3 separate regions of the Homo sapiens genome follow, and all the other regions are linked to region 3. A link is a loop called in an ENCODE intact Hi-C map of the cell type or tissue named here. Cell type or tissue: B cell. All regions are shown on one strand.

Evidence for each region. A loop is a pair of places that touch in the nucleus more often than their neighbours do. Peaks named below come from ENCODE experiments on the same cell type or tissue, not always from the same donor. Only the 100,000 strongest peaks of a DNase experiment are listed, where the experiment ranks them.
Region 1: it touches region 3 in a loop (7-fold over the local background); 3 of 110 quality-filtered maps call a loop at or near these places.
Region 2: a loop joins it to region 3, with 5 times the contacts of the local background. A loop is called at or near these places in 10 of 110 quality-filtered maps.

The regions. Positions count from the first base shown.
Region 1 is chr3:58,411,677-58,419,676 of GRCh38, reverse strand. It overlaps PXK (PX domain containing serine/threonine kinase like), which reads right to left. Exons shown (of 18, transcript NM_017771.5): 17 at 6,714-6,776. Among named protein-coding and RNA genes, the nearest start is that of PDHB, 18 kb to the left of the region's middle. In B cell, CTCF peaks have their summits at 4,667 and 4,877 (motif pointing right); a DNase peak (open chromatin) is centred at 4,876; H3K27ac peaks cover 3,993 bases.
Region 2 is chr3:58,233,835-58,241,834 of GRCh38, reverse strand. ABHD6 (abhydrolase domain containing 6, acylglycerol lipase) reads right to left here and starts at 4,043. Exons shown (of 10, transcript NM_001320126.2): 1 at 3,919-4,043. RefSeq lists silencers at 3,802-4,291, 4,302-4,471 and an enhancer at 3,693-4,632. In B cell, a CTCF peak has its summit at 4,191; DNase peaks (open chromatin) are centred at 3,364, 4,174, 5,124 and 7,354; H3K4me3 peaks cover 2,583 bases; H3K27ac peaks cover 2,590 bases.
Region 3 is chr3:58,487,613-58,495,612 of GRCh38, reverse strand. It overlaps KCTD6 (potassium channel tetramerization domain containing 6), which reads right to left and starts at 3,517. Exons shown (of 3, transcript NM_001128214.2): 1 at 3,444-3,517. RefSeq lists a silencer at 3,217-3,866. In B cell, a CTCF peak has its summit at 3,662 (motif pointing left); DNase peaks (open chromatin) are centred at 2,922 and 3,662; H3K4me3 peaks cover 1,909 bases; H3K27ac peaks cover 1,137 bases.

The sequences.
Region 1 (8,000 bases), 76 kb after region 3:
TCCCTCCTTCTCCAAGGTGGGTCACAGAAACAGAACCCCTTTTCCCCAAAGCAAGCCATCATACCTAAAAATATTACTCTCCCTCCACCTTTCTGTGTAAAAACTGTCCATAAAGAAATAACTTGGCTGGGTGTGGTGGCTCACGCCTGTAATCCCAGCACTTTGGGAGGCCAAGGCGGGCGGATCACCTGAGGCCAGAAGTTCGAGACCAGCCTGGCCAACATGGCGAAACCCTGTGTCTACTAAAACTACAAAAAAGTAGCTGGGCATGGTGGTGGGCGCCTGTAATCCCAGCTACCTGGGAGGCTGAGGCAGGAGAATTACTTGAACCCAGGAGGCAGAGGCTGCAGTGAGCCAAGATCGAGCCATTGCACTCCAGCCAGGGCAACAAGAGTGAAACTCCATCTCAAAAAAGAAAAGAAATCACCTGACCTACCTTGTCTGACTATAGGTTGTAAGACCCCCATTCCAGAGAGAGTCCTGCCCATACCCAGAAGGAAGGAATGCTGCTCAGAGAGGCTGAGAAGAATCTAGACAGACAGACTTGCTGGGTTTCCCCACTCAGCCTATTAGCATTAGATCATAGCCTTTTCTTCCAATCATATTTCCACACAGCTGTCCATACTTTGTTGAACCTAAGCATAAAAATGGACAATTTTCCCTGTACCTTTGGGTCTTCATTCTGAAGGCTCCTGTGTATACATATTAAATAAACTTGTATGCCTTTTCTCTTATTAAATAAACTTGTATGCCTTTTCTCTTATTCATCTGTTTTGCGAGTTGAATTTTAAGCAGACCTTCAGAGGGCGGGCTCCCACACCTCTTCCTCTGCAGATTTGAAACTTCCCTTTCTCTCCACTCATTCTTGCAAACTGGGTTTTCTACAAACTGCCAGCTCTCTCACCTCAAAATTATTGGTTAAAACATAAACTACAAGCAAGAACAGCTAGAATTATCTGATTGCAAGACATTCGTAGTTTATACCTGATAGTGCTTTACCGCTTATAAAGCCTCGCCATGTATGCCATCTATCTAATAAAGAGCGAGACGTCTTTTAAAAGCCTCAAAGAACAGAAATTATTTGTCCAAGGTCATAGCGGGAATGTGGCAGAGCTAGGACTCAAGCCCTGGTTTACTGACTCAACATTCAGGGTTCTTTTCACACCAGCCAACAACAGTATTTAAGAGCACGGGCCCTGCAGCGCACCCTGAAGAAAGCAGGCACTCAATACATCAATGGGGTAAATGAACAAATACAGAACAAGTTACACTCCTGGCTCTAGCACCGCCCTAACTTGTGTGACCTCGGTCAAAGTCTCTTAATCCTACTAGAGTGTCAGTTTCAACTGTAAAATGGACCTAAGCTGGAGTCCACTCACACTGGATAAGAAGGTATTCACGATGATTAACTGAAACAAGTGACCATAAAGCAACAGTGCCTGGCACAAAATAAGTGCTTCAAATATATTACATATAATTATTTTAAATAACAATTTAGGGTCCTCTGCTTACTCAGCTTTCCCAAAATACTCTTACAAACCCATTTTTTAAAAAAAGGGCTGGGTGTGGGTGGCTCATGCCTGTAATCCCACTGTTATGGGAGGCTAAGGCGGGCAGATCACTTGAGCCCCAGAGCTCAAGACTAGACTGGGCAACATGGCAAAACCCGTCTCTACAAAAAAATATAAAAATTAGCCAAGGGTGGTGGTGCACACCTGTAGTCCCACTCAGGAGGCTGAGGTGGGAGGTTAAGGCTGCAGTGAGCCGTGATTGCACCACTGCATTCCAGCCAAGGTGACAGAGAGAGACCCTGTCTCAAAAAAACAGATAGCAAGGCAACAGGCCTGTCTAATCCCAAAGGAGGGTGGGAGGGAATATTTGTGTGTGTGTAAATTGGGACCTTTAAAACCAATCAGTTCTATGAATAGAGTATAAATACTAGTTGGTGATACTACCATGAAATAAACCAGGATAAAGAATTTTAAAGTCCTGGAAAAAGTGACCTTCCTGAGGCAGAAAACAACCTTTTGCAGAAAAGACAGTGCTAGGAATGTTCTTACTGAAAAAACAGGGGTCTCAGCAAAAGAGTATTAGAGAATCCCACCCCACCCAATGGAACTGCCAGCAGACTTAAAGAAAGGATATTTCTCCCATCAGCTTGGTAAGGACCTCAAGAAGGAGCCCCCAGAGAAGAAGCTACAGTAAGAAAAGGGAGGGGCCCCAACCCTTACATAGTTGCTAGAAAGGGCTCATAAGGGTAAGACCCCTTCACTTAGAAACTGAGATTAAAACCACCTTTAGCTGCCATAAATGTGCTTACAACCGATGCTTTCGGAAAGAAAGGCACTGCTGCTGAATTCAACTTACCTAAGCTCATCTATTGCTGCTGATCTATTGCTGAGCAAACTGCCAAAGGCCAGAGTTCACAGTGGATTTAGGATTTAGAGTGTGCTTGATTAGAAAGAACTGTGAGGCCAGGTGCTGTGGCTCCCATCTATAATCCCAGCAATTTGGAGGCTGAGGTGAGAGGAGTGCTTGTGCCCAGGAGTTTGATACCAACCTGGGCAACATGATGAGACCCCTGTCTCTACAAAAAATTTAAAAATTAGCTGGATGTGGTGGTGCACGCCTATAGTCCCAGCCTCTCAGAAGGCTGAGGCAGGAGGATCACTTGAGCCCAGGAGAAGACCGACCTCCAGTTCTGCAAGGAAGAACAGCCTAAGCATGGGCTGGCCAGCCAAAAGTTGCAATCCTGGCCGGGCACAGTGGCTCAAGCCTGTAATCCCAGCACTTTGGGGGCCGAGGCGGGTGGATCACTTTGAGGTCAGGAGTTCAAGACCAGCCTGGCCAACGTAGTGAAACCCCATCTCTATCAAAAATACAAAAATATTAGCCAAGCGTGGTGGTGAGTGCCTATAATCCCAGCTACTTGGGAGGCTGAGGCATAAAAATCGCTTGAACCCAGGAGGCGGAAGTTGCAGTGAGCCGAGATCTCACGACTGTATTCCAGCCTGGGTGACAGACCCAGACTCTGTCTCAAAAACAAAAATGGTGTAATCCCTAGGCTCAGAGTCCTCCTGCTCTCACTCTGCAGAGGCCTTGAAGGCAGAGCAAGCCTATGTAAATCAAAGATTTGCCAAGCATCTCCTACACACGCCCCATACCCTAGAAGAAGGAAAGCTGTACAGAGAGGCCAAGCAGAATCTGAACAAACAGGCCTTGCTGGGGTTAGATCATACCCTTTTTGTCCAATCACAATGAGATAGAAACTGGGACCGCCCCCAACTTTTAGGGACCTGTAAACCTCAAGGCATGGAAATAAGGGAAAATCCAAATGTTCCTTTAAGAAAAATTCCAGGCATCCAGCTAGCCCTAGAAGTAATTAAGTAACTTGGTAAACAAGAAGGTAATAAGTGGCTTAAGAACAATAGCCAAGGAAGTTAAAGCTCCAGAGAAGTTCCCTTGCCCTATAGAAACTAAAGATAAGATCTTAACATATGTCCCTGAGTTGTCTTTCAAAGGCTCAGGCCTCCACTGAAGACCCTCACCACAAAGATCCCAGATTAGGAGGAAAAGAAGACTAAACTGTACCTATTATCAATCCCACCGTCCTTTGTTCTAAGTTTCTTCTTGAGAGGCTTGGAGAAAGTCACTCCCCCTAGCAAGTTAGCATTTTTCTACTGACCCCAAAATTCTTAGAGCTTCTGCAACTAAGATCAACTGCAAGTCAGATCTCTGAATCTACCTGTGAGCACCCCCTACCCCCAAGATGTCCCGCCCTTTTAAGCTTAAACCAATGTGCAACCTCGGTGTACTGATTTATAATTTTGCCTGTAGCTTCTGTTTTCCTGAAATTTACCCCACCGTTAAAAATCCTTGCCTGTAAGCCATCTGGAAGGTCAGATTTTTGAGCATTTTGCTGCCTGGTCCTCCTTGCACAGCACTCTGCAATAAATGCCTTCCTTTCTGTCACTGCAACAGCCTTGGTGTGGGTATCTGATTTTATTGCACTGGGTGAGCAGACCAAAATTGGGTTCTATAACAACATTTCTATATGGTTGTCAATCATGCCTATCCAATGACGTCTCCATAAAAGGCCCAAGAGGGCAGGGTTTGGAGAGCTTCCTGATAGCTGAACATGCGGAGGTTCCTGAAGGGTGATGTGCCCAGGGAAGGCATGGAAGCTCCTTCCCCCACACCTTGCCCTATGCATCTTTTCATCTGTATCCTTTGTAACATCCTTTATAATAAACCAGTAAACATGTTTCCCTGAATTCTGTGAGCTGCTCCAGCAAATTAACGGTGGGAACTCCTACTTGAAGCTGGCCGGTCAAAAGTTCTGGAGTCCCATCCTTGCAAATGGTGTCAGAAAGAGCAGGTAGTTTTGGGGACTGAGCCCCAACCTGTGGGGTCTGACGCTATCTCCAGGTAGATAGTGTCAGAATTGAATTGGAGGACACCCAGCTGGTGTCCATAGCAAAACTGATTGCTTACTTGGTGGTGGACAGAACCACTCCCCCACACCCTGACATTTGGTCACAGAAGTCTGTCTGTGTTGATTATTATTGTGTTGAGTGACAGAATAGGGAAAAATACTTTTGAGTGTGAGTTTTTCCTAAACAGTGTCTATCATTTTGGAGCTTCTGAGAGGCACTGGAAATGTGACTCCATGAGAGCTAGGGCCTTGTCTAGCCATTTCTGTAACCCAGGGCCAAGCACAGTCCTTAGCAAACCATAGGTTCTCAGTAAATGCACCTTGAATGTTTATTCTTAAATGAATAAACTCCCTTGGGTTGAAATGCTTAGGGCCTGAAATGCTAGGTTGCCAGGCAAATGCTAAATATTAGTTACCATTTTCATGAGATGCATTACAGGAAATGCCCAGCAGAGGTCAGATTGCAGGCTGAGTCAATTTCATCAACAAAACATTAAGGAGATAAAAGAAAGGAGGAGCCAATATTTGCTGGGAACCTCTCATCTCTGCCAGGCACTCTCACTCTGCCAGGCATTGTGCTGGGGCCTCACATGTGCTTTCCTTCTAAATCCTCAAGACTCCCCTTCAGGCTGGGTGCTATCAAATTCACAGGAATGCCCCTCCCACTCACCTCCAAGTTTTCCCAACATTGACTCTAATTATACAAGATTCCTCTTTTTTTCTCTCATTCTAAAAGTTACCTTATCTCACGCAAACTTACTACTGTATGAGACAGCACCCATTTAAACACAGATAAATTAGAGAATTCCCCCCAAAAGTCCAAATAAATTGTAAATTCCCAAAGGCATTTAGAGATAAGAACCGGCAGTCAAGTGAGCAGGGGCAGATCTAACCACACAGACAGGGGCTGTGAACCCTTAAACAGACGCCTCAAGTGCCTTGCTTGTTAAAGGAGGATTTCTGGATTCTCACTACTAATTTTCTCCAATTTTCTTAATATGCCCAAGTGGTGTTAAATTAATATCCTATCTTCTAGAAAATGGCTTAATATAGTCCGGGCAGTAGATCACCAGACATTTCTGATCAGCCTAAACAGTGTATCTCCATAAAAGACAAAAAAGGCCTATTTTCTGTCTTGATCAACATTTGGGGGCTTTCTTGGGAAATCTGCTGACAAAGATAAGGACAAGAATATCCTCCCATGGACCAGGTACTTTGCTACCCAAAACAGGCCCTAGAACATTCAGCAGTAAGGCACCAGTAGCCACCCTCAGCCAGAAGTAAGTCATTCACACTAGTCCCCTTGCTCTCATTTTCTTAGGAGGGTCAGTTAGAAGCATTTGAGTGGAGCTGAAGAATGCTCTTGGCAGCTCCTGGGTGCTGTGTTAGTTATTAATAATGAATATGGGATCAACTCATATACCAACTCCCTGCCAATGATTCTCCCTTCACACAGCTTGTAGGAACCCTTCCAGGCACAGCCAGCAAGCTCTGAGTGGCAGAAGCAGCTCCTCGCACATCTGGAACAACTGGTTCATTTAAGAAGCAAAAGGAGATACTGGTGTCCCAATTGTTTTTATTGGGCTTGCAAAAGACTTTAGGAGAGACATCTTGGTTCAAAAATAAAAGATAGTATTATGGGGCTACTCAACAAAATTGGGGATTATTTTTATAAGCAGTCTCCAAGATAAATTCTTTTTACATTTTTCAATCAAAACTAGTATCTAATTTACAAAAGTGAAGCAAAGGCTAATAACAGAAAAATATTCAGATAATTAAATACATTACAGAGCAAAACAGAGTCAAATCGTTGCCAGAAAATCAGAAACGCAGTGACTCTTTCACTCCTCCACCTAGGCATCTTACCAGTTGTGCTCTGTGACAAAACTGACCCTATGGACGGGCTCCCTGAGGAGAGAGGCCTGGCAGGACGGGACCCCTGGGCCACGGCGCATTTGTGTTGTTCAGCTAAGCATGTACCAAGACAGGCTCCAATCTGAGAAGCTCTGCATGAAGCTTTTCAGCAAAGACAGCAAGCTGGAGCCCGGGGGTGGCTAGTGGCCCTGAAACCGGTCCATTCCCTGTGAAAGCCGAGCTTGGAAATCTAGCCCCTCAGCTCTCCCAAATGACACTGCTAATTTGCACTCCCACTGATTTCTCTTGAGAAAGCTGCTGCTATCTAACCCCTGAAATTGTTGGGCCAAGGCAGGAAGAGGCACAGCCCGCTCCTCCTGTTGGCGGACAGGAAGGTGGCATGTCACTTTACTCCATCACTAACCTGATGTAGAGGGTGGAGTTGGCGATGACGGGGACGTGAGAGGTGAGCTGGCCCCAGATCCTGCTAAGATAAAACACAGAGAAACCCTCATGGGGACCAACGAAAGACATTTGGAATTTGGCCCAGGCTGGGACCCACTGCTGTCTGAGAATCTACATTTGGCTTAGTGTGTGAGCCTTGTGAAACAAGATGATGAGGGACAAAAAACTCAGAGACCGGACCCAGTGACAGGCTTTTACTCTGGTGCAGGGTCCACCTCCTTCCCCAAGCCACTAAAAGCTCCTTGCCTCCCACTGCTCCCCATGGCCTGCCTGGTTTGAAACTTTGCACCATCAACAGCTTAGGCAATTGGCTGCAGTATCTCTTCCTGACGCAACCTCCACTCCTGGGTAATGACAAATGACAGAAGCCACAAGTGGTACAGCAGACAGAGAGGTGCAGAGCAGCCTGCTGGGGGCTTCCAAAGGAAGGGAGTGCCCCGTACAGCATCCACCCAGTAACGCATTCTGCCGAAGTTCCATTTTATCAGCAGGTAGAATCAACTAGATAGGGTCAGTCTATTCAGTTTATGGATTTCACAGCCCTTTTCTTATCTAGAATAAGTAAATGTCCTTATTCACATTAAAACAATGTGAATCCCACCTGTTGCATGCTTTTTCTGGATCTAGTAACCTTATTATATTTCAAATATTCCCAAGTTCTCAGCATCTCCCCATTACTTGGCGATCCCTAGAAAATATCTTCCTGAGCTGACATGAAGTAGCCCAATGAGCAGAGGTTCCTACGTAAGCCTTTCTGTGGACACAGAAACCCCCCTCCCACACATAGAGATCCTATGGAGAGGTTAACCAAATCTCCCTAGTCAGGTGCTTTCTGGGCTGATGGGCACACACACCCAGAGGGCTGCCATCACACGCCTGAGAAGCCACCAGAGCTGGTGTGGTTAAGGCCCCAGCCATCACTTCCCTCACTACCCACAGGACATGTTGGTGTCTCATGGACACTGGCCATGATGAGAAATGTCCTGATTAAACCACACCTCCCTCCAGTTTAATGCTTTTCTACTTGCAATATTCCCTCAGTTCCCTATAAAATATGAGGGTGTTTTACTGAAAAAGGAGGTAAAACTCAATGCATGCTGTCTTTATACTGTTCGTAGTGCTAATGAACTTTAATGGGGAGAAGCTTCACTGCTTGACTCCAGTAAAGTTTGGGAATTATCTGTATATATCCATCAACTGCTACTTCATTTTCCTAAACTCCTGAGGGCACTGGGGTATCCTGAAG
Region 2 (8,000 bases), 250 kb after region 3:
CAGGCAGATACTAAGCATTCACTCTGCACTGCTGGGATCTTGCCTGACTTCACAGGCAGAGTTAGGCAGCCCTGCCATACCTCCACCACCCTGCATGGCCACTGCTCAGGCCTATTGAGATGCCTGAGTAGTCTCTGGGCAGGGTCTGCATTGCCATCTTTATACTCTCAGAATCCAGTCCCATCCCCAGACTTCATCATATGTAACGTATGAATCCTTTTCTGGGTATATCACAAGGCAAACACCCAATGCCAACAGCCAAACAGCCACAGCTTCTGGAAAAATGCCTAAGAGCAAAGGCTGCTGTTAATATATTACTTAAAAAGAAGAGGATCCCAACCTGCAGCAGTGTAAGAACCTCTGCCCACACCTCCTGAGTGCTGTCCTGCTCCCCTGAATCAGCAGTTTCCTTGGTACAGCACCAGAGAGCCGCACAGAAGCTCATGACAGACCCCAAACCCATCCAGCCACAGGCAGCAACACCCCAAGTGGCCTCTAGGATTGGGAAGCGTCAAATAGGATCCAGAGGGTTTCTGAGGGTCCGGTTTAGGAGAATACTTTGATCTTCTTGGAAGAGGCAACTACATGCAAGGTCAGAAAGGACTTTAATGTTGTGAAAATCATATCCAGTTTCAGTTTCTCAACTGTGGCACAAGTGACACTGGAGGCCATATAATTCTTTGTTGTGGCACCGTCCTGTGCATCGTAGGACGTTTAGCAGCATCCCTGGCCTCTACCCACTTGATGTTACCTACAAGTTGTGACAACCAACAACAACAACAAAATTTCAAAATTATCCAGGTTTGGCCGGGCGCGGTGGCTCACATCTGCAATCCCAGCACTTTGGGAGGTAGAGGCGGGCAGATCACCTGAGGTCGGGAGTTCGAGACCAGCCTGACCAACATGGAGAAACCCCGTCTCTACTAAAAATACAAAATTAGCCAGGCGTGCTTGTGCATGCCTGTAATCCCAGCTACTCTGGAGGCTGAGGCAGGAGAATTGCTTGAACCCGGGAGGCGGAGGTTGCGGTGAGCCGAGATCGCGCTACTGCACTCCAGCCTGGGCGACAGAGCAAGACTCCGTCTCAAAAAAAAAAAAAAAAATTACCCAGGTTTGGTGGTGCACACCTGTAGCCCCAGTTACTTAGGAGGCTGAGGTAGCAGGATTGCTTGAGCCCAGGAGTTCAAAGTTACAGTGAGCTAAGATTGCTCCACTGCACTCCAGCATGGGTAACAGAGTGAGACCCTGTCCCTTAAAAAAAAAATTTTTTTAAGACTCAAATAGGAGAAATTTTTAAAGAATTTTTTTTCAACTTGCAGAACTAGCTTCCTGGCATCTTCCAAATATTTAGCTTTGATGGGGATGTCTTGCCTCTTTTCTTTTGAACACTCATCACGGTAATAATTGATCTAATCACCAAAATAACCAGGAGTTTCATAAAAAGTATGACATAGCATGCCAGGTGTGGTGGTGCACACCTGTAGTTCTAGCTACTTGGGAGGCTGAGGTGGGAGAATCACTTGAGCCCAAGAGTTCCAGGTCAGCCTGAGTAGGAAACACAGTGAGACTTCATCTCTAAAAAAAAAAATTTTTTTAAAGAATATGACATAGTGAAGCTGATTTCCAATCTTAGCTAGCCTACTAGGATAAACACTCATTCTTTATTTATTTATTTTATTTTTTGAGACTGGGTCTTACTTTTTCACCTAGGCTGGAGTGCAGTGGAGCAATCTCAGCTCACTGCAGCCTTGACCTCCCAGGCTCAAGCAATCCTCCCACCCCAGCCTCCCAAGTAGCCGGGACTACAGGTACGCAACACCACTCCCAGCTAATTTTTTTTTTTTTTTGGTAGAGATGGGGTTTCACCATGTTGCCCAGGCTAGTCTTGAACTCCTGGGTTCAGGTGATCCTCTTGCCTTGGCCTCTCAAAGTGCTGGCCACTTTGAGGTGTGAGCCCACCACACCGAGACAAAACATTCATGCTTGCCTTTCTTCCCTCCAAACCCAAAGATAATCTTTGAGTCTAACTTCTCGCCCCCAGGATAGACCTCACCCAACGCATACTGCAAACCAGGATCACCTCTAAGGACAATTTTTTTCTCATATCAAGTTTCAGAATTACTTCCCAGTTGCACAAACTGCATTCCCATCTTTTACTCTAGGTTTGCAGATGCTCACAGAATCAAAGGTCACACATTTTAAAAGCTAAAAAAACCAGAAGGGCACTTCTGTCTCTAACTACAAAGACAATGGATAATTTGGAGTTGACGAAAGCCACAGAATGTGTCGAAAAGGCAAAATAATAAAAATAATAAAAAGATGAAAATAGAGAAAGTCTCATAGGCCTTTCTGAGCACACAAAATGGTTAATTTCTGTAGAGTCAGTGTGAGCCATTTATTAATTATTTTTTTCCAGTAATTCAAGGTAGTGGTCAACTACCACTCTTCATAATAACAGCTGCTGCTTTCTGAGTGCTTAAAACATGCTGGGCCCTGTGCATTATTTTATCTAAATATTGCCACTACCCTTTAAAGTGGGTACTATTACCAGAAGCTGAGAGGCCCTTGCTGGTCTGAGAAAAACAAATTAGTGCTAGAAACACAGGTGATTAATTTCTGTTATTTCTAATTTCCTATATTATAACAATGTTCTTGATAAGAATTTGTTGAAATTGGGTAAAAAGTCTAGTGGTTCGAGGTCGGGTTGGGGGGGCGGTTGGGGGAAGGGGGTGGTTCTGAGGCCAGACTCACTTCGTGTCTTGGGAAGGTACCACCTCTGGAAGCCTCATATTCCTGCTCTCAGGAATGGGCACAGCGGTGGTACCTACCTCAAGGGGCTGTTGGGGAAAGTATGGCAGGTAATTCTTTTAAGGGGCTTAGGACAGGGCCTGGCACACAAGATTTGCTTATTCTATGTCAGCTATTATTCATTATAAACTACTTTAAACTCTTAGCCAGGTGGAGCCACTAGGGATTTCTGAGCAGGCGGGAGCAGCGGGGAGGGGGGCGGCGAGATAAATGAGGGCCTCCAGGTCCCAGCTGGAGTAAGACCCCCACTTTATTTCCTCTTCCTAACCACCCAGCTCCTGGGGCATACAAAGGGCTCAAAATACATATTCTCTGCATGCACAGTATCTAGACCCTCTGGCATCCTCCTCTTCCCCCACTCCCCCATGCCTCACTCTGTCACCTGGCCTCGCTGTGGGCTCAGGGGCGCAAACCCTGCACGTGCACTGCCCTGCAGCCGGCGTTACACAATCCGCATTTCTAAGGCAGCCGTGAAACCTGTGTCGCTGTAGGCGGGGGACCGCAAGTTGCCGGCGGGTACCTGGCTGGACAGCATCCTGATTCAAGTGTTTCGACACGGAAGGGGCGCAAGGGCACGGGAGCCGGGGCAGGCTGGGGAAAGGGAAGCTGAAAGGCTGCTGGGGGAGGGGAGTAGCGGAGCGAGATCTTGGGGACGGCGCGGAGGCGGCGCGTGACACGGAGCAAGATGCTATCTGGGTGGGCGAGCTGCAGTCCTTCTCCAGGAAATGGGGGAAACAGGGCTGCAGGACCCCAAAATCCTCTCGGCACTGCGAGGGGCGCCTAAGGGCTGCTGCGGGCGCAGGGGGTGGGGAGGCGAAGTAGAAAGAGGGTGCAGGTCCCGACCCGTCCTCACTCTGTCCCCCGGCTTCAAGAGGCTGGCTGGACCCAGGAAATGGGGCGCCGGGTTTCGGGCATCTCAAACCTATCCAGGCAGCGGGAGGTGGGGGCAGCGCCCGCGCGGGGAGCGGAGTGGAAAGGCAAGTGCAGATCGCCGACTCTTTCCACTCGATGCGCCGCTGCAGGGAGACACTGGGGGAGAGGTCACGGGGCCATCAGGGCGCCCCATCCCCCTAGGAGCGCACCACCGCCCGCCCGCCCGCCTCCGCTCACCTGACCAGCCTCAACCGCCTGGGTCCCGCCGCCGGGCCCGGACCCCGGCCCTCGGTCTCTAGCCCCGGGCTGGGACCTGCCGCCGGGCTCCTACCCGCGCCGCTCCCAGCTCCGGCGCCCAGCCCAGCTGGACTCCTTAAAGGCGCAGCGTGCCGGTTCGCGTCCTCCGACAGAAAAGCCGCCCCGCCCCGACCCGGCGCCGCGCGCTGTCCCCCAGCGGCCGCGCTCTGTTTGGGGGCTCCGGGGCGCTTATCCCCAGTTCCTCCGCGCGCTGCCTCACAGCGTTAAACCCGGAGGGTACAGTTAGCGTCTCGCACAACCCAACGCCGGCAACTGTCTCCTAGCACCCGAAAGCCACGGCGAGAGCAGGATCGCCTACAGAGGTACCGGGGGCGGAGCCCGAGCGCCCGGTCCCGCCCCCGCCCCCGCCCCCGCCCCCGCCCCGCCCCGCCCCGGAACGCACACGGTGGCGGGGCGCGGGGAGGGCCTCTGAGCCCGCAGAGCCACACACAGTTCCACATCCCCGGCCCGAATTCTTCCCGGCACTGTTTCACTTACTGAGCACCTACTGTGTGCCTGGCGCGGCTGGGCATTAAACCCGCCAAAGTGACTCAGGCAGGATCTCTGGATCTCTGCCCCGAAGGGCATCAGAGAGAAAGGGACAGGCAGGGGTTCTCAGGCAGCAAAGCAACACTGCTTGACATCGGTTGTCTCACGTAATCCTATGAGGTAGGCACTGGGGTCGACTTCTTTTCTCAGAAGACACCGAGGCTCAGGGAGGTGAGGGGCTTGCCCTGGATAGTCCAGGAAATGGGAGAAATGGGGGCGCAGGAGCCCCCAAATCCTCTGGACACTGCGAGGGCTCCACCCCAAGGAACACCGTAGGCGCTCATGCTCCCGCCCTGGCTCTCGGGTGTTTGGAGACAGTTGCCGGCGTCGGGTTGTGCGGGACGTCAGACTGTAAGGACTGAACTGGGAATTCCAACCGAGGATCGTCTGACTCCAAAGCTATACGGGAGAAATGGGCACCTGGAAAGGCCTTCGGCCACCTCTGGTTAAACCCCTGCTATGGTCGTTTCTTTCTTTTAGGGACAGTTAAACCCCAGCTTGGCCTGGCTACTCTTCCGTGTTTTCCATGTCTCAGTTTAGCTGCCACTTCCTCCAGGAAGCCTTCAGTAAGACCCCTTTGGGCTCACACTGCACTGTGGGCTTCTTTCATCAAAACATGTATTCGTTCATTTAACAGATATTTACTACACCTGTTAGGGGCCTTAGTGGCACCCAGATCTTCCTGCTGCACTGAGTGCTTGGCCTGCCACTCCAGACGTCAAGGGGCCAGGGCTCAGCAAGACTCTCTTGGCCGTTTAAATCCCCCACAAAGGCAGCCTTTGGGCCTCAGCCTGCCAAGGCCTCCACGCTGGTGGAGCCTGGCTGAGTGGTGCAGGTCCTGGGTTTTAAGAATAGGACACAGTCAAGAAGTCCCGGAGAAGTGGCAAAGGGGCATCTCTGAAGCCACTAGTGATCCCCATGCCTGTAAACCCTGCTCTGCAGGGCAGCTGGAATTCATCCGGAGTTTGGGACAGTCCCCCTGGCTTGGGCTGGAGCATTTTCCTTTAAATTGTTGGCTGCCTTATCACTTAGACTTCAATGGCTGCATGTGATTCACTTCAGGGAATGGCCCCCGAGTTTCAGTGGCAATTTATTCACCAAACAGCGGGTTGCTCAGTCCCACCTCTCTGGCTTTATCTCTCCTTACGGCTGAAGCAGAACCTTTCCAAGCCAGCAGTCCACCAACATCCCCAGAGCAGGTCCACAGAGATAGCACAAAATGTGGGGATTAAATGTCCTTCAGTCACTACTGGCCACCTATTGGATTAGCATCTTGGACTCAGGAACATTCACCAAAACAGGAGTCCAGGGGGTGAATAAATAGACAATGAAATTGATGAATGACTTCCTGGAAGGCCCCAGCCTAGAAGCCATCAATACACCTGGTATAAAGTTTAAAACAATTGCTCCTTAGTCTTTTAATTTTCCCTCTCCAAAACCTTAAAAATGGGTAGTTCATCAGTTTGGTGGGTTTTTTATTTAACTCACAGCCTGTGACCCTGGGCGTCTCCAAGGGCCTGGAATTTCTATATCCCGAGGGTTTTTTTCCCTCAGAGTTTTATATTTAGAAACACCTTTTTGAGCCCCATGTGGGAGTCACATTCTGGGTGACTTATCTCCACTGGATGGCTGACAGGAGAGAAACCTTATTAGCTCCAGTTTTACAGTGAAGGAGGCAAGAGGAGATAAGGGAACTCACCTCCGGCCCCTCCCTGAGCCGGTGATACCCCTGAGTGCTGTCACTGAGGAATCCCACCTAGGTGGGAGACCAGGGAGCAGTCCCAGGGGCCTGGTACTTTCCAGATGGCACCTTTAGTCATCCCAAATAGAAACTCCTTATCAGTGGACAGGTCTCACCCTAGCATTAAGAAAGAGTTTTGAAACCTTTCCTCTGCCAGCAGTTGCAGCAGAACACTCCAGGATTCACTCTGCCATGAAGCCTGTACATGTCTCCTGGATGCAGCAGCACAGCTATCAGAGCTGAAGGATGCCATTATTTAATGCGCACTTACTACCTTCAGCCGCAGGGCATCAAATCACTTAGTCCTCACAACACATAGTGAAATATGCTCACCTGTGAGTTATACTAACCCACTTTACAGACACACCGAGGTACAGAGGGGTTAATGGACTCACTCAAGATCCCACAGCCAGCTTATGGCAGGGCCAGCGGTCAAAGGAGTTCACTCATTCATTTATGTAGCAAACATTACTGAGAACCTACTACATACTAGGTACTGTCTGGATGAACAGAGACACACTTCTTGCCCTCAAGGACTTAGAGTCTATTTATAATAATAAAATATTAGAAGCTATTTAATCAGGGAATCACACACAAGCTGTGAGGGAATCACACAAAAGCCATGTCAGCACATGGAAATGTGTGCAGGAGAAAAGCAAAAAACACAAGATACCATGTGTACACAGACACCAGCTGGGCAGCACCCCTGAGCTTATGAGTCATTCGTACCATCTATTCCCCAAGCATTTGCTGTGTGACAACTCTGAGCCAATCCCTGAGGCCTCTGCCCAATCTGGAACTCCAGTATCACTGCCTCCCAGCAGCCTTACCTGACTATCCAGGCAAAATTAATTTTTCCATCGTCCACACCCCTGTAGCACATTATACATGACGATATGTTTATTTATTTAGGCAACTCTCAACTCCACGGAGTTGTGAATTCCTTTTCCACTTCCATCTCCCCAGGGAAAAGCATGATGAGTAGCACAGAACAGGCAAATGTTAATTAGCTACCATGTGTTGAGCTTTTCCTGTGTTCCTCACCTTGTGCTCAGTGCTTTACAAGCATTATCTCATGGATTCCTCCCAACCACTCTGTTATTAGCCCTATTTTACAAATGAGGAACATTTTGAGGCTCAGAGAGTTTCTGAGCCTCAAATCTACCCAAATGTGTTAAATCACCTATCCAAATATCTTAGTCTGTGTGTGTGTGTGTTTTGAGAGAGTCTCACTCACTCTGTCGCCCAGGCTGGAGTGCAGCGGCACGATCACGGCTTACTGCAACTTCCACTTCCCCAGGTTCAAGCAATTCTCCTGCCTCAGCCTCCTGAGTAGCTGGGATTACAGGCATTTGCCACCACACCCAGCTAATTTTTGTATTTTTAGTAGAGACAAGATTTCCCCATGTTGGCCTCTTAGTCTGTTTTTGCATTGCTGTAAAGAAATAACCAAGACTGGGTAATTTATTAAGGAAAGAGGTTTAATTGGCTCACAGTTCTGCAGGCTGTACATAGTGCCAGCATCTGCCTCTCATGAGGGCCTCAGGAAGCTTACAATCACAGTGGAAGGTAAAGGGGAGCCAGTGTGTCACCAGGCAAGACAGTGGGAGCAAGAGGGAGCAGGAGCAAGAGACAGTGAGGGCAAAAGAGAGTAAGAAAGGAGGTGCCACGCTCTTTTAAACAATCAGATCACATGTGAACTGCCAGACTGAGAACTCACTCATCACCAAGG
Region 3 (8,000 bases):
GGAAAAAACAGTATTGATTAGTTTAAATTTTATCTCTACCTGCTTCTAAATATCTTCTGTGGAGATGCTTAAATACAGCAAGAAACAAACAAACAAAAAAAAAGCATGAAAAATTCCCTGTTATCCAATAGCTGGATAATGATCGGCTTCTGAATTCTGAATTGACGACCATTAGGAACATCTCTGAAACGATGCAGATGAATGAAATACAATCCCAAAGAATTTCCAGAATAGTTTCAATCTCTTCTACTGAATCATTTTCCAGAGCTACTAACAATTAGAAAATGATTCATTTGCTTTTCATCTTCTCTCCCTTCTGGCACAGTCTCCAGTGGAGGGCTTAATGAGAAGTTAAATGACCACAAGACAGGCAGCAGAAGGAAGATCTTGAAATGGGTATCAAATAGGCCTATTTTACTTGATGAAAGCAAAGAAATATCTAATATTTCAGAAAATCTACCAGGAATGGTAACAATAAAAAATTTTTCCTTTATAGTGACTTTCCTTACTAAAACTAAAGATGGTTTTGAAAGACAGCAAATGCAACCGAGCACAAACAGCTATAAAATTCAAAGAAGCCTCTGACCCTGAAAAATCAGTTCACCTGAAAAGATGTAACCTTTGATGCAAATAAAATTCTTGTGAAAACAACACTGCCCACTCCCCAAAGAATATAAAGCAGTGCTGAAAATTCAACCATGTTTAAGCTTCAAAGGTTATTGTGACTAATGTATAAATTCTGACAGTGTCATGTTAGCAGGTAATTAAGCTTAAGAAAACACATACTGAAGAATTTATAGAAACCTTAAAAGGAAGTATTAATTTTCTAAAGTAGCATATCTGAAGAAATGCATACATAATTCAGTAAGTTAATAACTTAAAAAAATAACCTAAGAACCCTTAAATGCCATTCTCCCTATCACTGCAGAATTGCAATTACAGGCCTAATGGTTATGATGAACTAACTTAACAAAAATATTCTGGGTTTATCATTCCTGCTATAGATTAAGAATTCTCCGGGGCAAAAGTCCTAATCCTATATAACTACCTATATGTTGCAATAAAAACCTCCAACGAATAATAAAAAACTCCAACTACTGACTTCCCAGAGTTTCCAGGCAGCCCTTTAAAAATGCTTTTTTACTGAAACCTTCGTGTCTGGTAGTCAGAAAAGACTCAATAAACTCCCTCTTTCTATACTTACCTTCAAAATTGCCTTGTATTGAGTTTTGCTCTTCTTGAAATGTGGGAGTTTGAAAGCGAAATACTTTTTATAGTAACTAGTTCAGCGACATCTAAAGGAGTCTTTGGGGTTAACATTCACATACAGGCCAGCATAAGTAGCCAGGCATACAAGGATAATGTGATTATGGTTAGATTATCCTTAACCATACCACTGCAGAAATGGATTTTTCTCTACAAGTAATCATTTTCTCTTTCTCCTTTCTCAACCATGTGGTCTAGAAGAGAGAAGCTATAGGTTTAAAAGTGACCTAATATTAAAAAGCTGTCACAAATAGTCACAAAATCATAACATTCCTCTTAACCCTCAGTTTCCGCAAGATAAAACGGGATAATACCACCTTCCCAAAACGGGGTAATTACACCATTTAGGCACAACACAAAGGCAAAAATTGGCCTATAAGAGTAACACATCAGGACAAGGAAAGAGAACAGGTTCCCAGGGAGGTCCTGTAGTTGAATTCTGCTCCGTTACTGATTATGAGACCCTGAGAAAATCACTCTTTATGCCCAGCTTCTTCTTTGGGGAAATGGAGAAAATAAGGGAGATCATGAATATAAAACCATCTGTAAACTAGCAAGTATTAGACAAATGTGAAAACATTAGTGGCAGCAGCATAAACAAAATTTCTAGGTTAACATGAGAAACTTGAGTGTGAACACAAGTAATTTAGAGCATTGGCCTGGAGACGGCAAATATGGAGGAGGCAGCCTCTTAATTTGCTTCAAATCTCCCCAGGTCCTCCTTTTCCCAGAGCTCCAGAAGGGAGAACTATATACAGGTAAAGGGGAGTGTCTAGTTTTCCCAGAGTTCACCAAACACCTGAGCTCCTGATCTCAGAAGGAACTTCTTTAAAGCATGACTCGGGATTATCTCCAAGTTAAAGCTGAATCCAAATACATACAGGTACTCCATTTTAAATGGACCCCAAATATCAAAATCCAAGCGCACTGAAGGATTCATAGGGTTCACCCTAAGATTCCTTTAAGTAGTAATGCTTTGGTTAAAATATGATTTATGAAAATTCAAATCACAAAACTTTGGAATGGCATCCATGGCTATCCTGACCACTCCATCGTTCATATCTAAGGCATAGCACAAAATCAAGTATCAGTATGGACTGATGGTTTCGGCCAAAGAGAAAATACTCTCAACCTACCAACCCTGCTGACAAACACATTTTCCTTTTCCTAGCTACATATTCGTTCATTTGAAAACATCTCAATCTTGGGCTCAGGACTGTGCTACATGCTGTCCCCAAGCTTCTCTCCTATCCCAGGATGATTCAAGTAATAGGGCATTTGTGACAGCGAAAAAAAGAACATGCCAGGGGGATATAGAAGAGATACTTAGGCTACCCCAAATATTCTTAGCCGAGCCGGGTCATCCCAGGTCACTTTGCCACCCAAACCTCTTCTATCACAAAGTCCTAAAATTGGATCCATCAACTTGTTCTAGAACTGGTATACTTGAACAGAAACATGGTAACTTCGGCAGAATATCCAAACAGGATCTCTGTCACGTTTCATTTCCCCGTCCCACCCCCAGACACAGCCTCCACCACTGTCAGCCCAGCAGGTGCTGCCAGGGCTCCCCATTACCATGGCCATTTATCACCTCTGACATCAAGCATTAAAAACGCCACCACACACACACAAATCTAGGCATAAAGAACTCAGCTGCGATCTGAGAGTCTCTTCAGGGCAGAAAATCCCAAAGGCAGGGTTTTGAGTCCTGCCTCAAGCTTTAAACTAGGGCAATTGGTGGCTAATAAGCGCCATCTCCCAAAAACAATCATTTTCGAGCACACCCCAAATATCTCCGTCCGGGCCGCCCTTCGCTGCTGCCCCGCCAGCGAAGCCCCCGCAACCCGACCCGGCCAGGGGTAGGGCGGGCGATGCTCCGGGCCCGGACGAGGGGCGCGCCGCGGGGCTCCGAACCCGGGCCCGCAGAAACCGCGCATCCCCGCCGGGCGGGCCCCGGAACCCCCGCCCAGGCCCCGCCGCGGGCACCTCCGCTGCTGGCTCGTGCCAGCCCGGGACGCGCGGTCCCCTCAACGCGGCCCCGCCGCCGCCCCGTTCCAGGAGCCCCCGCCCAGATCCTCCTCAGCCCCGCTCCCCTGGCCGCTCGGCGCAGACGTCTCCTGAAACCCGGCCCTCCCAAACCCCGGCCCCGCAAGCCCCGCGCCAGCCCCACTCACTGCGCGGCGGCGGCGGCTGCTGCGGCCGGGCCGGGAGATGCCCGCGGCCGGAGAGCGCGAGCGCGGGGACAAGCGAGCCCGCGCCCGGCGACGGCGGCGGCGGCGGCGGCAGAGGGGACGACTGAGCCCGCGCCCGGAGTTGCGGCTCCAGCTGCCCGGCGCGGGCGGCGCCTTCCCAGCAGAGCCGCGGCGCCACGAGCGCGGGCGCCCCCTAACGGCAGCGCGGGCTGGAAGCCAGAGAGCGGGCGGCCTGAGGAACTCAGCCAGCGCAGTCGGAGCCGCGCGGTCAAGACCACACGACCGCAGCCCCGAAGCCCCGCCCCGAAGCCCCAGTCCCGCCCCTTAGGCTCCGCTCCGAAGCCCCGAAACCCCGCCCCTACGTCCCGCCTCCGCCCGCAGCCTGGGGTCCGCCCAACCCCAGGCCCACTGCGTCCTCAGGGGTGGTGCCTCCACAGCTGTTTCTCCTTAGTCATTTCACGAACTTGTATGGGCCCCCCACTATATCTCAGGCCTGGGGGTTTAGGAGATACAGCGGCCACCAAGACGGAGGCGGGTCCTAATCAAAGGAGAAGACAGACAAGACTCAAGGAAACAGCTAATAGACAAAATAATGACAAGTTATGGCCGTAAGTGTTGGGAGGGACATGATTAGAGGACTTAGATGGAGAAGAAGGGAAGGGAGCCCCTGCTCCAAACGCAGTGGCCGAGGAAGACCTGGACCCCGACCTGCGGCCAGAGCTCCTCCTGCCTGCCCTGCATTGGGGAGACAACCCTGCGATGAGGCCTGTGAAGAAGCCCCCGGGGCCACCGGGGCAAGACGGTCTGGTCCGGCCTGACGGGCAAGACAGCAAAGGGCTGCTGGGCCCAGAAGCTCAGCAACACGGGCAGCCAGGTGGAGAGAAGGGCAGAGCTACCTTCAGCAGACAAAACGACCCATGCAAAGGCTCTGGGGCCTGGAGGAGCTCGACCCTAGATGAGACTGGCGCTGGTATTGTCCCCACTTCACCAGGAAGGAAGCCAAGGCTGCAGAGGATGGGCAGCACCTAACGCCTCAGGGCTAATTGGTCTCCATCCGTCCACTCGTTCCAAGTCCATTCACTTCCTGCTAGCCAGGCCACTGTCCCCTTCCGGTGGGACCAGTTACCTGATGCTGGGTTTAACCTTCTCCACCAGAATAACCACTGGCCTTAGAAACTCACTTGGGTTTCACGTCTGCATGTGTGTGAGCTAGCTCTGGGGTTGAAATTGTATCAGCATGATCATCACAGTTATATCTGATACTTGATTTGTCTCCAAAAGCTCAAATTGATAGGTTAAATAAATGACATATGCTTCATCAACATAACTGAGTGCTACATTATCAAATTCACAAAGACTAGGTGAGAATACAGGGAAATGTGTGTGAAAATGATCAATACACAAACTAGTACACATGATATCCTGATTTTATTTTTAAAAACATAAATATATACAGACAAAAATTTTGAAGGAAATACATCAAACCATTGACCATCGTGTTCAAGATAACAGTATGGGAATGTTAATGGCATTACTTCATAACGTTCTTCTGAATTTTCATGAATATTGAATTTATAATCAGAACACATAAATATTGAATTTATAATCAGAAAAATACAATGAGTTTTGGTTTGGTTTTTCTTTTTTTTTTTTTTTGCCCCCCACTCCTCCCCACCCCACTGGGTTTTGTTGTTTTTTAATAGAAGGACAATACCAAAATTACCCAATACTCAGATCTCCAGAATTTGGTGCCACTGAAAACCCAGAATTGCCTCTGATTTACTGGGTATCCTTGAAAGAGTCATTTCCCCTCTCAGGGCTTCTATTTCCCCATATAAAAACTGATGGATTAATTTTGTTGGTGATTTTGTCAGACCTAGTCCCTCCTATCTTAAAATTTTTATAACTAGTGCTAATTGTACTTTCACTTTTGTATTTTATAATTGATAGATGGCTATTGAAATGCAGTTGGGTTTTATATAATCTTATATTCAGCAAAAGTGAACTCTTTCAGTTCTAATAAGTTTGTAGGTTCTCTTGAATTCGCTGTGCAAATAATCATAGAGTCTGCAAGTCATAACAGTGTGGTATCTTCCTGTCCTTTTTTTCCTTTTTCTTGCTGTACTGTGCTGACTAAATTCTCTCACACAATGTTGAAGAGCAGTGATGGTAATGGGCATTTTTATCCTGTTCTTGACTGCTTGTAACATATCACCATTAACTATAGTGTTTGTTGTGGATTTTTTGATAGATATTCTTTATCAGGGTAAGGAAGCACTATTCTTCTTTACTATGAATGGGTGCTGAATTTTATCAATGTGAGATTCCCCCCATTGCAATGTAATGAATTACAACCATGGATCTTACTATATTAAACCATCCATGTATTCCCGGGATAAACTCGCCTTGATAATGTATTTTTTTAAGTCAATGCATTTTTATTCAAGGAATTTCACACGTCATGATGTATTATTTTTTCAGTATACCGCTAGATTCCATTTGCTGATATTTCATTTAGGGTTCCATTTGCTAATATTTCATTTAGGGTTTTTGTATCCACGTGGATGACTGAGATATGCTACTATTTGCTTATTCTCTCCTCGTCTGGCTTTGCTATCAAAGTTACATGAGCCTCATAACATACCTTAAGGAATGAGTGTCTATTCACTAGACTGGGATTTTCTGTAGTTTGAATGTTCTATAGGATTCTCCCGCAAACCATCTGGATCTGTTGGTTTGGGGGGTTGGGGGTGGAAAGGGTTTATATTGGAAGCTGTTTGCCTCCACAGAGCTCAGGGTTGCAAGCCTGCTGGGGAAGGCTGGCTTCTGGTTTACAGCTGCCCCTGACCCTCTGCACCTTTCTTTTCCAGGTGGCCACCAAGTATCCAGGCTCCTGTGGTAAAGATACTGATCCTGGTCTGCCCTGGGGCCAGGCTGACCTGGAGGGGGCTGTTTATTATTGCAGCTACACCTGTTACAGGAAGGAACCAAGCCCAGCACGGTGCTGGGAGGGCAAAGGGGCACCAGCAGTTGACAAGACAATGAAGTGTGGAGATCTGAGTCCCCTCCCTCTCTCCCTTCTCCCAACTCTCACTGCCTAGCCGACCTCACCTCCTACTTGTCAGGAAAACCTTTCCCCTTCAGTGGGAGCCCCCTAGAACCCTCCTCTGCCCTCTTTTGGAATGACCTGCATTGCACTGTCCTCCCCTCATGAGATGGCTGGGGGATTCCACCTCCTGTCCAGGTGATCCCCTCCCTGGGCTCTAGTCCATTCCTTCTCCCACCCTTTAGCCTCTCCAGGCTCAGATCTTCCATCCCTCCCTCTCTCCAGTCCCCATCTCCCACGCCCATCAGCAGATAAACAGCCTCAGGTCTCTGTCCCTGACTCAAGAATTTTCAGACTTCTCCTTCGACACAGTGTCCCCCTCCCTCTCTTCCTTTGCTGTGTCCCCCCACTTCCCCTAAGACCCCAACCCGTAACATTCAATCTGGCCTCAGGGCCCACCTCTCCATCTAAATGGCTCACCAGAATCCTCCTTGATACTAAATCTGAAAGAACCTCCTCCGACCTGCATGGCTCAGGCCTCTCCGCAGCAAGGCTTCTGCAGTGACGTCTGCCAGGGGACAGCCCCTTCCCTTGGCTTCTAGGATGCATGTTCTCCTCCTTCTTCCATAGCTCCTCCTCTTAGACTTACAAAGATGCTCCTCTTGCTTTACCCCGACACTTAAGCTCAAGTTCCTGTTCAACACAATCCCCTCCTCTCCATGTACCCCTCTCCATGGAATGGTTCAGCCACCTCCATGGATTCCTTTACTGTGTCTGAGCCAAAGGCTTCCAAATCCCTGTCTCCAGCCCAGCCCTCTATCCTGAATCCAGAGCTATAGATCTTGTCTGTTCTATAGCCCCAATTCTGTACAAGGTACTGTGCTAGGTGCTTTTACCCACTGTATCAGTTACCTTTTGCCACATAACAAATAATCCCAAAAGGTAGGGACTTAAAACGGCTTCCAAGTGCTTTCCCCTCTGTTTCTGTGGCTCAGGAACTTGGAAGCAGCTCAGGGTCCCGCAGGAGCTTGCAGTCTAATTGGCGGCAGGAGCTGCACTCATCTGAAGCCTGGAGACTTCCCTTCCAAACTCACTCATGTGGCGTTCAGCATAAGGCATTCATTCCTTGTCATGAGAGTCTCTCCTGACAACATGGTAGCTGACGTCCCCCAGAGCAAGTGACCCAAGAGAGAGCAAGATAGAAGCCACAATGTCTTTTATAACCCAGCCTCAAAAGCGACACACATATGATTATGGTCCCACAGATCAACCCTACTACAGTGTGGGAGGGCACAACAAGGCGTGAACCAGGAGGCTGCCACCACACCCTCACGACAGCTCTGAGGGCAGAATACCCCCACCTCCCACGGGATACGTGAGAAGGCAAAGGCACAGAGAGGTGAAGTTATTGATCCAGGCCACGTGACTAAGTGTGGCAGGAGAGACTGGAACATGGTTCTGCCGGCTCCCTGCAGTTTCCTCCTCCTCACAGC